3 separate regions of the Homo sapiens genome follow, and regions 1 and 3 are each linked to region 2. A link is a loop called in an ENCODE intact Hi-C map of the cell type or tissue named here. Cell type or tissue: Caco-2. All regions are shown on one strand.

What was found. A loop is a pair of places that touch in the nucleus more often than their neighbours do. Peaks named below come from ENCODE experiments on the same cell type or tissue, not always from the same donor. Only the 100,000 strongest peaks of a DNase experiment are listed, where the experiment ranks them.
Region 1: it touches region 2 in a loop (10-fold over the local background); 41 of 110 quality-filtered maps call a loop at or near these places.
Region 3: it touches region 2 in a loop (9-fold over the local background); 11 of 110 quality-filtered maps call a loop at or near these places.

Annotation. Positions count from the first base shown.
Region 1 is chr10:7,621,646-7,624,145 of GRCh38, forward strand. The region is part of intron 5 of ITIH5 (inter-alpha-trypsin inhibitor heavy chain 5); the gene reads right to left. Among named protein-coding and RNA genes, the nearest start is that of ITIH5, 44 kb to the right of the region's middle. In Caco-2, no CTCF peak of the experiment used is centred here; a DNase peak (open chromatin) is centred at 1,508.
Region 2 is chr10:7,524,654-7,527,153 of GRCh38, forward strand. No RefSeq gene overlaps it. Among named protein-coding and RNA genes, the nearest start is that of LINC02642, 53 kb to the left of the region's middle. In Caco-2, a CTCF peak has its summit at 940 (motif pointing right); a DNase peak (open chromatin) is centred at 968.
Region 3 is chr10:7,818,126-7,820,625 of GRCh38, forward strand. TAF3 (TATA-box binding protein associated factor 3) reads left to right here and starts at 380. Exons shown (of 7, transcript NM_031923.4): 1 at 380-750. The coding sequence starts at 585. LOC105376392 (a long non-coding RNA gene) reads right to left here and starts at 238. Exons shown (of 3, transcript XR_001747356.1): 1 at 127-238. RefSeq lists enhancers at 56-574, 387-446, 575-1,092. In Caco-2, a CTCF peak has its summit at 1,059; DNase peaks (open chromatin) are centred at 306, 727 and 1,166; H3K4me3 peaks cover 2,039 bases.

The DNA of each region.
Region 1 (2,500 bases), 97 kb after region 2:
AATTCCAGAGGAGCATCTCTAGAAAATAGAATCATCTTTTTATTAAGGGGGAAAAAAATCTGTTAAGTAGGTTCATATGGGCTGTTCCACCGTTACTGACCAAAATCCCAGAGCAGAAGAACATGACTCCGTTTTTCCTTGCTGTGAATGGGGGCTCACCCTGCTTACCGCCACAGATATTTCCTAAGCACAAAAATGAGTGTCACCCGCAGGGTCATCAGAGTCACAGGTTAATGAAGACCGCAAGGAAAGACATTGGTGCAGAACAAAAAAGAGGAAGAATCTGACCCACTTGTCTAATGAGAACCCATGTCTCTTTCCTCCTTCGTGTTCTCTCCTTCTTGCCCACTTCTATGGTGAGCTGGAGCAGCTGCTCCGATTTGAGGGAGGCCAAGTCTTCTAATCCCATCTTCCTGTCTTCATGCAGGCATTGGTGATCCCATGCAAGACAACCCCAGGGACACACAACTGCCTCTCCTGCCCTCGGGAAAATTCATTCATGCTCTTCCTCCACTCACTGACTCTTCCCTGCCTCTCAGGCCACCAGGACTCCCAGGGGGCTCTCTTCTTTTCTAAAGCCCAGTATTTTAGAGCAAGAAGTTTTGTGTTATCTTTGCAAACTACAGAATACCAAAGAGAGTGGGTTCTAGAGTGTGACTGAATCAAAACGACTGACTTAATATTCCTGAGCTTCAGTCCCACATCTGTTACATGGAAACAATTCCACAGTCACAGAATCATTGTTGAGATGTAGTGAGATCTCATATGTAAGGTACCCCGTGTGGTGCCTGGCAGACAGTAGGTGCTCAATACATACTAGCTCCATCCTCTTCCCCTTCAGAAGTAGTTTTTTGTACTTTGTCCATTATGAAAGGCAACTTATAAAGAAAAAAATGCTCTTGGATAACATACAGTTCACATTTTGTCATAACAGTTTTCTCTATACCACTGAAAGCTTGAAAAAAACAATATTTTAAAAGGACAGACACATAATAAACATTCATAACAGGAAATTCAATATATATACACATTATACATATGTCAATATGCTTATATAAAGAATAATCTTTAAAAAAAGAATAATCTTTACAAAATATAATGAAGTCAGTAGCTGTCTGAAAGTCCCTTAAAATTATACACAGAATTTTGCACGTAAGCGTAAATGTACATTTTTTTCTGAAGAAAGGATGCATTGATTTTGCCACATTCTCCAAGGACTCTAAAGAAAGTTAAGAACCATGTTTATAAGTGCCATTAAATATTCCTATGTCTGATCCTATTAGGTAATGACAAAGTACTTTATAGCTTGTGCATCAGAGTTGAAGAGAACAAAACATATGTCCTTAGTGATGTCCTGATACATGGAGGTTGGTCGCAAACATACAATCTTTTCCTAGACAATTATCACATGGGGAAAGATGGCAGCCAACTGCTATGTAAAATGCCAAAGGTGAAAAGATTGAGAAGAGCCCCATGCTCACAGCCACGGGCTGGAAGCGCCACCCTCTGGGTTGATAGGGAGAGGGATTTCCTGGCCTCTGTTTCCTGAGGGTCTGGGTTTTGGCTGCTGTCGGAGAAAAGCAGCCAACACCTGGTGCATTGACAAAAGGATTTCCCAACACACGCTGCCTGCTCATTTCCTCTTTAGAAAGAAGCTTAAATTGTCTATGTTTGTTTATGAACCCTGCTTACCTGGGATCCAACGAGGCAATTTCTTAAATATATGGAGGTCAAAAATACTGTGAATAATTGGAGCACTACCCTCTGAGGGTGGCAATAAAGATAAAACTCAAGCAAATCAGCAGAGGATTGAAAGAAAAACTGGTAACACAGAGGCAATGACGATGAGAAGGAATTTGGTTAAATACCTTCATAAGGCCGGGCGTGGTGGCTCACGCCTGTAATCCCAGCACTTTGGGAGGCCAAGGCAGGCGGATCACAAGGTCAGGAGATCGAGACCATCCTGGATAACACGGTGAAACCCCGTCTCTACTAAAAATACAAAAAAATAGCCAGGCGTGGTGGCAGGCGCCTGTAGTCCCAGCTACTCAGGAGGGTGAGGCAGGAGAATGGCGTGAACCCAGGAGGTGGAGCTCACAGTGAGCCGAGATTGCACCACTGCACTCCAGCCTGGGCGACAGAGTAAGACTCCATCTCAAAAAAAAAAAAAAAAAAAAAATACCTTCATAAGTCTCTTACTATCCACAGTTTTCCTTTGGGAAAGGATTTTTCTTCCCCCTACGTGAATGTTTGGTATTTTAAATCCTTTTGGAAAACAGCATCATATAGATATGATAGCAACACATAGCACAGAATACTAATTCAAATTTATAGCTGAAGGGATTCAAACTCAACTGTAGTATTTTATAGTTAAGTAGATGTTTGCCCAGGTTTCTTAGCAAATCAGCTTTCTTCACTGCTTATTCAATGCTCTTCCTTCCTAAAATAATAGATTCCCAACTCTCAGTTTTCCATATTTGAAAAAATTTCCCAAGAGAGA
Region 2 (2,500 bases):
AAAAATTAGCCAGGTGCGGTGGTGCACACCCGTAGTCCCAGCTACTTGGGAAGCTGAGACATGAGAATCTCTTGAACCCAGGAGGTGGAGTTTGCAGTGAGCCAAGATTGTGCTACTGCACTCCAGCCTGGGTGACAGAGTGAGACTCTGTCTCAAAATAATAATAATAATAATAGTACATTAACATGACCCAACTTTCAAAATTAGATAAGAAGGTGTGAAATGAAATGTCTTCCCCACTGGTAGCCATCGTTATTAGATTTTGAACAAAACAGTAGGCTCAACTCACCCTGTCTATCCCATCCAGGTTACAAAATTGTTCCATTTTTCCCAACTCCTACAATGCATTTTCATGATTGGGAACGAATCTGGTCTCTTCCTTTACTCATATGTAATAATTCATGCCATTTACGGAATAGTGGAGTCAAATCAAGTGAATTCGCAGTGGGCAGGTGGGTGTCTGTCCCAGGCTGACCTGCTTGCTTTCACAGCACCTTCAGTGCAACCCTACAGTTGCTGATCCCGAGTGCACCTGCGTTCCTGCTGGTCCGGGAGCTGATCAGGTGGATTCACTAATTTGGGCTTACGTCTGAAGTACACGCACCTTCTGCGATCTCCGTTCTCCCTTATTCCCAGCAGGAATTGCTGAGAAAATGAGGAGTGGCTGCTTTGTAATTTTCTGACAAATGAATGAAGTTTAAACATCTGCTGGAGATGTATCATGTGATCTTCATGAGTGACAGCTGTCTTTTATAGAGAGGGGAGGGAAATATAGATGACGCAATAGAAAGTAGCTCTACAAATAAGCGAAATGGGAAATCTGCTGACGGTGAAAATATACATTCATCAGTGTTATCTCACAGCATGAGATAATCCATCAGCCCTTCTTTCTGTTGGCTTTTTCTTTTTCCTTGTGTTGAGGGGGACTATGACAATAACCCAGTAGATGGCGCTCATTGTCCGTTTATCTGCCATTGTGTGGCTCTGTCACTAGGTTGAGCTCAATTTTAAGATTTGAGAGCTAGAGGGCAAGATTTCCTTAGAAATGACACCGATTTAAGGGAAAAAATTAAAAATTTAAAAAAAAAAACGCTTTTAAAAATCTCTTTGAGAAGACTATGTCTATGAAGGTCCCAAACTTCAAGTTGCAAATCTCAGCTTGTAGCAAGGAAATCAGAGATGTGAGGGAGCTTTGCCACCAAACGTGGCCGTGACTTTCTGAAGGTGAGCACTAGGAACCACGGGGAGAGTGACTCGTGGAAAACCCTCCGCAATTCTCATCGAACTCTGCTGTTCCCCGGAAAATGCGTCTCAGGTCTGCGGGCTTTATTTGTGGTCTATTGCTCTCCATGAAATGAGGATTCCGGTTGTTGGGCATTTCAGGTGGAAGCACAGAAGAGACGCCGCTCCTGTGCGTCTGGGAAGATCCCGTCTGTCATCTGGAAGTCATAAAAGCCACTTTCGGAAACACAGATGTCACTTTTGGGGAACGGTCGTCATGTTTCAAGGCCCTTCCTTGGGTTTGAACTGGGAGGGCCAGAGTCGGCCCAGGGAATGGTGATTGGCACATGGAGGTGTCCTGGCAGCGGTGGCCGCCAAGGGGCGGTCGGCCCTCCTGTCCCCGCCACCCTCAGCCCCGCTGCTGGGCCCTTCCAGGCCTTTCTCCCAGCTCCCTGCGTCGCCTCAACCTCCTGCTCTCACCCGCTTTGTGACTCCAACCAGAACAGCCCGTCACTTCATTTCTTAAGAGTCTTCCTTTTGTGCCTTTCACATTTTCCTCTAAAATTTAAACTAACGATTTGTGTGTGGGGTGTATACATTGTGTGTGGGTGTATATATTATGTGGGGGAGTATATATTGTGTGGGGTGTATATATTGTGGGGAGTGTGTATATTGTGTGGGGTGTATACATTGTGGGGGGTGTATATATTTTGGGGGATGTATATATTGTGTGGCGGATGTGTATATTGTGGGAGGATGTATATATTGTGGAAGGATGTATATATTGTGTGGGGGATGTATATAGTGTGGGATATTGTGTAGAGGGAGATTATATATCGTATGTGATGTATATATTGTTTAGGGTGTATATATTGTGAGGGATGTATATATTGTGGAGGGTGTGTATATTGTGTGGGGGAGTGTATATATTTTGGGAGGATGTATATATTGTGTGGAGGGGGATGTATACATTGTGTGGGATGTATATAATGTGGAGGGTGTATATGTTATGGAAGAGTGTATATATTGTGTGGAGGAGTGTATATATTGTGGGAGGATGTATATATTGTGTGGAAGGGGATGTATATATTGTGGGGGTTGTTTATGTTGTGGGGGATGTATAGGGAACAGTTACCTCAGATTCGCAGAGAATGGAGCCTGTCCCCATGTGCTGTGACTTGCCAGAGTCCCCAGTGCCTGTGACCACCTCTGACCCTGGAAGTGAGGGTCAGAGGAGGTCACAGAGGCCAAGGAAGGGTGCTCCCTCGTGCTGTCACCA
Region 3 (2,500 bases), 290 kb after region 2:
TTTTTAGCTGAGGCAACACCAGCGCAGGTCTGCGTTTGGCGAGCTCCGTAAGTTCCCACGCCCCAAACTTCTCTCTAGCACATAACTCTCTAATATGACTAACGTTATTAGTGCTAACTCTCTAACCTGTCAATGTCGTATCCCAGATCCCTCGTTTGCCTCTAAAACACTGGCGTTTTCGTCACCGCTGTCCCCCAGGTGAGCGCCCCAGCACCTGCCGCCCTGGGCGCCTCCTCCACCTGCGCGCCCCACGCCCGCTTCCGGCCGGCTTCCAGGCCTCAGAGGCGATCCCGAGGAATCGTTCCGCTCCCAAGGGGCGGAGCTTTCTCATCGCCGCGCTCGGCATTCGGCTTATGCTGCCTCGCCCCGGCGGCCGTCCAGCGGGAGGCGGAGCGAGTCCAAAATGGCGGCTCTCAGGCTGGCGCGCTCCGTGCTGCTGGGGCTTTGAGGTGGTCGCCGGGGGTCCGGGGGACCCTTTCCCCGCCGCGGAAGCCCTAGAGGATGAATCGGGGACCCTGCTAAGGTCTGGCGGCGGGGCTGGAGAGCAGTGGCAGCAAGGGCTGCGGTGGCGTCCACGCAGCGGGATGTGCGAGAGTTACTCCAGGTCGTTGTTGAGGGTCTCGGTGGCGCAGATCTGCCAGGCGCTGGGCTGGGACTCGGTGCAGCTCAGCGCCTGCCACCTCCTCACGGACGTGCTGCAGCGCTATCTGCAGCAGCTGGGCCGGGGCTGCCATCGGTACTCTGAGCTCTGTGAGTACCGGGCTGGGTGCGGGAGGGCTGCCCCGGCAAGTCAAGGGTGACACCTTCGCTCTCCCTGTCCCTCCGCGTCCCCGGGGTGTGCATCCCGCACCCCGCCTCGAGATCTGCTGTTTCCTCGGCCTCCCACGTCCCTGGGCTTCCACTGCCGCTCCAAACTCTAGTCATCCTTCGGGTGCCTCTTCCTTATCCGCTAACTTCCCGCCACCAGCCCGGGAGTCGGGTCTTCGCTCCCAGCTCCACACCCTCCTACCGCTCCTCCGCTCTGAATTGTGTCTGGATCTCTCTCATTGTCTCCTGTTTGCTGCGGGTAGATCCACCCCCAGCGTGCCCTACACCCTCTTTTACCTCGGTCCTTTTTCTCCCTTGCCCGCAAACTACTACAACTAGTTGTCACAGGCGCTCCGTCTACCGGCCGTTTCTTACAAGACTGGCCATTCCTGGGCTCCTAACTACATAGACTCGTTGACAGCTCTGCTCCGTTAGGGACACTGCCTCGTCTTTCTGTATCTGTTCGTTTCGTGAACGACATCTCCATTTACTGTTTTTCCAAGGCTGACTTTGTCAGTTTCGCTGATTAGATGTACTTTCACTTACGTCTCGGTTACCAGTGAGATGTCAGTGGCTATCGAAGTAGGATAGAGGGACCGTGGGCAGTTGACAAGATTCTCCAGGTAATCTGGGCTACAGTACTTATGAGTTTTAAATGAATGTCTGGTAATATCTATAGCTAGTGGTATTTAATAATTTAATGGAAGGAATGGAATATTTTAATAGAAGCTCCACATTATCTTGTTGATGTGAAGCATTGTATGTGTGTTTGTTGAGGAGAGGAAACTACCACTCATTTTAGTTTCAAGTCATGATGTTTAAGGTGGTGAGCTGGAGAACTGAATGAAGTGTTTCATAGGATATTTTGTTTTGTTAAAGTGGTTCCTATACTGGAAAATTGAGACTCACAGACACACGCTGTATTTCTTAGGCCCCAAGTTTCGTTCCCGCTTCCACAGGGCTGCCAAAATAATCTGTCCATAGCACAGATCTGATCCTGTCATTATTCTTAAAAACATTTTAACTATACTTCGTTGGTTACAGGCTAAAAATCGAAACTCTTAGCAGTACACAGTTCCCTTTGTGAGCTAGCATTTTGCTTACCTTTTGCCAGCCTGCCATGCTAATCTGCGACCACGCTGAGCTACCTGCCTTTTCCAAAATGTTTTAAGCTGTCCATTCCTACATGCGTGCTGTTTCTTACCTAGAGTGTCCTTTGCCCGTGGCCCACCAATAGTATTACTTTTATTTTCAGATGCACTTATCACTTGCTCTAGGGAACTCATGTTATCTGCTTTCATAATTCTGTGCATATTTCTTTTATATTATTTGTCATCTTGTTTTGTAATCACCTGTGTATGTCTCTTTCCCCTCTCCAGGAGAAAAATTGATTATATTTGTATTCTGTAACCTGTAGGGCCATTATATAATAGGCACCTGAGAAATATTTGTTGAATAAATGAATGAACTGATAAACCACTACCCTAAAAGCCACTTATTGACTTTACATATTGAGTTCCAAAAATGTATATGTTTTGAATGCTTGATTTCACTGATACTTCTATTACTCTTCTTCTTTTGAGACAGGGTCTCACTCTGTCGCCGAGCGTGGAGTGCAGTGGTGCGATCTTAGCTCTCTATAGCCTCGAACTTCAGGGCTCAAGTGATCCTCCCGCCTCAGCCTTCCAAGTAG